2 separate regions of the Mus musculus genome follow, and region 1 is linked to region 2. A link is a loop called in an ENCODE intact Hi-C map of the cell type or tissue named here. Cell type or tissue: heart. All regions are shown on one strand. Links, peaks and the distances in the headings refer to the core of each region. The heading gives the core; the rest is flanking DNA. Region 1 holds the start of Mapkap1 (mitogen-activated protein kinase associated protein 1). Region 2 overlaps Mapkap1 (mitogen-activated protein kinase associated protein 1).

Region 1 (2,911 bases), core at 195-2,694, 110 kb after region 2:
AGAAATCATTCCCAGGGGATGGAGAAATGGTTCAGCAATTAAGAACCAGCACTGCTCTTGTGCAGTACCCAAGTTCAGTTCCCAGCACCTACAATGTGCCGCTCACAGCACCAACGGCTCCAGTCCTAGGGGATCTGACACGCTCTTTGGCTCTTCTGACCACTGTAGGCAACTGCCCTCACATGTACACAAACAAATCCCACATGGACACACATACATATTTAAAATAATTCTTAAAAATGGGAGGGTCAATGAATCACTCATTCAAAGCTGGGATTGTCCTTAATTGGCTGAGTGAGACCACCATCAGTTGGACCATGGGAAGCATTAGCAATAGAAATCAAAACATAGGAAGTGTCTAGGCAGGACAGGGTGAGGAAAAAAAAAAGTTTATGTGAGAACAAATCAAAAATGATGTGAGATCCTACTTATCCAGAAGAAAGGCCCATAGCAGGGACTTTTAAAAGGTTAGCTGTTAAACACTAGCAGAGAGCCACAAGATTATAGAGGCGTCGCAGGCACTATTCACATTTAGTAGCAGAAGGCAGATATGAGCAAAGCTTAAAGGAAAGGGACACCTGGCATGCCCCTCCCTAGCGTCCAGTAAGCTTGAAGGGGTGTGACTGAAAAAGATGGGGGCAAATAGCATTGAGCAAGATTTGTCACTGCAGCTTGGGTGGCTCCTAAACATAGGAGTAACGCACTTTATTTCTGCCCTGGTGGTTGTGCACAATAGGGACCCATCCTTTCTGTGAGTCCTGCGAAGGCCGACCTCATCAACTGATGTGTCTGTACACGTTCCTGTTTACACCTGGGAAGGTTTTGAACTCGGCCCTTTGGGGGTTTGTAATAAACATGGTGCTTTGCACAGAGTTGGGAACAGTGACAGTTTCAAATACTGCGGTCATTCATTGGAAGCTGTAACAAATTGTGAGGTCCCTGTTTCATCTTAGAGCTTCTGGCTTGAGTTATACACTTCTTTAAACTATAATCTTTTCTTCTTCCCAACCCCCCCCCCACGGCCCCCGCAACTTCACCATTCCTTGTCACTCCCATAAACAGAAAAACGGACTCCAAGTTCCCCGCAGCGCTCTCGGGATATAAACAATCAGTGGGACCGTTTCAGGACTGCCCTGGCAATGCTTTGAAAAGTTGATTTCACAGGATGGAACTTGGGCACCGGACCTTGCAGAGTTCCGAGACCCGAAACCGCCAGAGCCAAGGACTGCCCCCTCCCCCGCCCCCGCACAACCAGGTCCAAAGTCTCTCCTCACCTAAGTCACACACCCAGCTGTCAGGCTCAGGAAGAGCAAGGAAACCGATGTTCCCAGGCCACCGAGCACAGCCCCAACGGGCGCCGCTGGGCAGCGACGGCAGCGGGGTGCTGAGAGGTCGGAGGGTCCCGCGGGCGAGGGGGCGACGGCTGGGGCAACCTTTACCTGAAGCTGCTCCCACACTACAGGCCGCCTCGCCCGGGACACGTCCCTGAGGGAGGTCCCGACTCCCCCACGCCTCCCGGCCCCTGCACCGAACCCAGCGCCTACGAAGTCCTCGGCAGTCCTACCGGCCCACTCGGCCCTGGCGCCCCGGGCACGCCCTCATGACCCCGCCGCCGCCGGCCGGCAACAGCAGCCCTGTTACCCAGAGCCGCGCCACGACCCGGAACCGTACCCCGCGTACCGGAAGTCCCCGATCTGCAAGACGCCTTTGGCTGGGGACGCAGTGCGCAAGCCCCAGAGCCAGGAACGAGAAGTCGCTGCCTCCCGGGGGCGGGACAAGGGGCGGGAACTGGTGGGTGGTTGCGCATGCGTGCTGCCCTTGGCCGTTTCTGGAGCAGGTTAACCAACTTCTGTTTACCTTCAAGTGTAAGGATCTCTGTAAGCTACGTCTTACTTTTACAGGGAAAAGTCTTCATCTTAACCGCCATATCAGAAAGAAGAGTTCACTGCAACTATTATTTGCTACATGGACATAGTATCAAACTGCTTTTTAAATTACTATCTAAACCCAGATTAGTGACGCTCTCACACCTAATCAGAGAAGTTTGGGTATTTTTTTGTTTTATTTTGTTTTGTTTTTTTACTGCAGTGGACAATGGTTAATACAGAAACTCTCACAAGTGGCCATGGTGCACAGATGAAATGTCCATCGAGTGCTCAGCCACAGTAGGACACTGTAATTGTAACTTATTCTCCTGTCGTTCTGTAGTAATTGTCGTCTGGAGGCTTACTATCTCAGTCTGCTAACCTAGACCTAGTCCTGGAATTTTTCAGCCTCCATTGAATCTAATCAAAGCCTAGAATGTTTTCAGCCTGAAATGTTTGCTGCTGAATACGATCATCCTTTCTAGTACTTTCTGATCTCGGACTGGCGATTCTGGCTCAAACTTTTCTCCAAGCTGACTGATTCAATCTGGCTCCACTCAGTTTCTGACAGAATTGCTCTGCTAGGCTTCATTCTAATTTAAGCAACCTGTTCTAATCCCCTGGTTCTTTTTCTTTGGCTCATTCTATCTTCACCTGTGTCTAGCTTGTTCTCTCTTCAACCTGTCTGTATCAAACTCTCCTTGTAAAACTGCCTCCTTCCCTCTTCTCTTGAGAGTTGGGTATATCCTATTCTGTCAAATCTTTTTCTGATGCATCACTTTGTCATTCAATTAGACATCACTTTCAAACATGGCTGCTTGCTTCCATTTACCAACTAACTTTACCTTCATTGTTTGCGATTAAAGGTGTGTACTAAGGGCACATCTGTATTCCAACCAGAGGGATTAAAGGTGTGAGCTAAGGGCTGAGCCACACCACAACTAAAAACAGGTTTTTTCAGTAACACAACCGTGGGGTTCACAGTGTGATCAAATACCCTGCAACAGGATACATAGCACCTTCACTGAAAGGCTCAGAGACCACCA
Region 2 (2,911 bases), core at 290-2,789:
AGTTCGAGGCCAGCCTGGTCTACAGAGTGAGTTCCAGGACAGCCAGGGCTACACAGAGAAACCCTGTCTCAAAGAAAAAAAAAAAAGGCAGTTTTCACAGTTGGCTCCTTAGTTTACTACTTACTGTCAAGCCTATTTTCCTAACACCTTCAGCTCAGGGTTTTTCCTGCTAGAGGAGACAGAGGTGGGAGGAAGAAAGGAAGGAAACAAAAAGGAGGAGCTAAGCTCTTCTCCCTTTGCTGACACAAACAAGACATGTCTCTGAAGACTCCTAACTAAAGGTCTCCCAGGCTTAGAATGTGGACCAGATAGGCAGGTGGGAGGCCACTCAGCCCAATACACACACAGAGTAAATAGTCTGCACTATTTCATCAGACACCTGAGAAAAAAGGCAGTTTCTTGATGCTTTTCTTCTAAGTTGGTACATCTTTCAGAAGGCTGCTTGAAAATGAAGTCAGAATTTGGGCTGAGGAATAAGTCAGTAGTGGAACACTCACCTCACATATTGTCCTGAGTTCAGGTCTCAGCACAAATATTAATTTGTACGCACTGACTAACAACCCTGCTTACTTAAAGGCAATGACCCTAAGAAGTACTTCAACAGGACACAGGAATCCAGAAGACTGTCGTTACTTAAGAAAATCCAAACCCAGCAGATAGCCCAGTACTCTGTGCACCTCATGTGTTCATGCTTAGGTGCTTAACACATTTATGGTTTTGGTCTTGTTGTTTTTCGTTTTTTTAACAACTGTGTTCTTATTAGGTAGTGATCTTCATGAGAAAATAAGATTTTTCTCTGCCTAGAAGATGTCTCCATCTAGATTTCTGGCACAAAGTAACTATAGATTACAGGAATTAAGAGTATTGAAACACGTAACACTATTACAGTGTTAGGCAAATATAATGTAACACACAAATGAAATTGTAATTGCTATATCCTTGGAAATGGTTACAGGAATCAGACAGCCTGAGGAGCTGTTCCATGTGTGAAATGCCTGCCGCTGGACACAGTGGTGCACATCTGGGGTGGGGGTGAGGACATGGACCAACACAGGCAGATCCTGAGAGCTCTCTGGCCAGCCTACCTAGACAAAAAATTTTAAGGGCCAGGTTTTTTGAGATATTGTCTAAGCCTAAGGTGGAAAAGCAACTGAAAAAGGTACTGGCCTCTGGTTTCACCTGTGTATGTATGCATGGGTCCATGTGAGGGTTATCTCAGTTTTATTAGGAAGGCAGAATCACTTCATAACTTTTAAATTATTTTAAAAACTATGTAATTTAAAATTATTCTAGGTGTTCTGTAAAGCTGTTGTTTTTGCACCTCAGAAATGAAAATGGGAGGGAAAATAATGCTCTTTTGTAGATCAAATCTGACTTGAGAGCAGACATGAGGCAGCCACTGGTGAGGCTGGAGAGGCTGCTCCCAGCTCACCCCTGGCACCTGAGTCTATTCCTGCTCAAGGGGAGAAAGACCTAGAATTCTCACACATCGCATGCTGCACAATCCAATCTTCCTAAGTCTCAGACAAAGGAGTCTGTCTGAAAGGGACAGGAGGAGCTCCTTCAGCGCAATCTCTCATGAGGACTACGAGAGTTTGCTGGTTTCAAACAGCAGGGGGTGCCAAAGGGATCACTATTAATCCCAGGAGATAGCCAGGAGAGGGAGATTAGAGGTGTAGGTTAGCCTCACTTAGGTTAGGCTCACCCGCAGCTGCACGGGTCCCACCTGCAGGCCTTAGCATTCCTCAATGGAAAGTGGAAGCAACAATTCAGAGCTGAATGAGCTGCTGCTGCAGATGATGCGCAGACATCTTAGCAACACCACTGTCTGCTACAAATAGTGCAGACTCCTGAGGCAGCAATACTTAGACTCATTGCTGCTCTGAATCAACAGGCTTTAAGAGCGATGGTTGGAACCCCTCTTGGGTCTTGTTAGGCAATCTATTAATAAAGGTAGATATAACATTACATATAGAGTTATTTAATGATCTGTTGATTTTCAATATAAGAGAGTCTTTTTATATTCCAATGAATTTTATTTTATGTACGTACACATACTTTTCTGAGAATGATGTTTTAAGGCTTTCCCAGATTGACAGAAGCACAGAGCAGGCAGAGTCTAATGGAAGGCAACAGAGGAAAAACAAAGAGAGTCTGAACCAGTTGGAGAGAAAAGTATTTTAAGTCACAATAGAAAAATGGCCACAATATGCATTTTCATTTAGGCTGGTGTCCTTGATTAGAAAGGGGCAAACCCAGATACTCCTTCCCAGGCTCCTAGTCACCACTGCTCACAGAGGTGACATCTGTAGACATGCTGTTCCCAGATCTATCACAGGCTGCACATGTCCTGCACATGTCCTAGGTACAGAAGCACAAAACAGCAATGCACATGTTCCCAAATTGTTCTGCAAGTAACCAGGTGAGCAGATGTTCCAGGTAACACACATAATTCCCCTGATAAACAAGGCTAGAAGGTCAGGTGACACACCAAGGAAGTACTCACATTCGAACAAAGAGCGACTCTTTGGAGGTCAGACCAGGAGAGGAGTATTTTTCAACCAGGGCCAAAGTACTGAAGCCAAACTTATGAATGGGCTCATTGGAATCCAGTGGCGGAAAATCCGTGTCGACCTCCCCATCATCCTCAGCAATATGCAGGCAGTAGGCACTGACATTGTCACTGAAAACAAAACCATAAAGGCAAGTGAGTGCTGCAGGAAGGGACATGTAACCAGACAGTATGGCCCAGCCAGCACATCAACCCTGCTGTTCTCTACCCTCAGTCCAGGATATGCTGAGCATCCCTAACACTTGTTAAAAAGACAAAAGTATCTTTTTCACACGTGTCATTTCTCTAACATTCACTGGACACTTATTAGAGATAAGACCTAGAACTAAGTCCTTGAGA

Evidence for each region. Hi-C counts contacts between places; a loop is a spot of excess contacts. Peaks named below come from ENCODE experiments on the same cell type or tissue, not always from the same donor. Only the 100,000 strongest peaks of a DNase experiment are listed, where the experiment ranks them.
Region 1: it touches region 2 in a loop (2.0-fold over the local background); 3 of 42 quality-filtered maps call a loop at or near these places.

What each region holds. Positions count from the first base shown.
Region 1 is chr2:34,405,618-34,408,528 of GRCm38, reverse strand. It overlaps Mapkap1 (mitogen-activated protein kinase associated protein 1), which reads right to left and starts at 1,678. Exons shown (of 12, transcript NM_177345.4): 1 at 1,275-1,678. In heart, for the core only: no CTCF peak of the experiment used is centred there; a DNase peak (open chromatin) is centred at 1,708; H3K4me3 peaks cover 1,924 bases; H3K27ac peaks cover 1,751 bases.
Region 2 is chr2:34,518,445-34,521,355 of GRCm38, reverse strand. Mapkap1 (mitogen-activated protein kinase associated protein 1) reads right to left here. Exons shown (of 12, transcript NM_177345.4): 6 at 2,507-2,683. Among named protein-coding and RNA genes, the nearest start is that of Gm34178, 55 kb to the left of the region's middle. In heart, for the core only: a CTCF peak has its summit at 1,616 (motif pointing right); no DNase peak of the experiment used is centred there.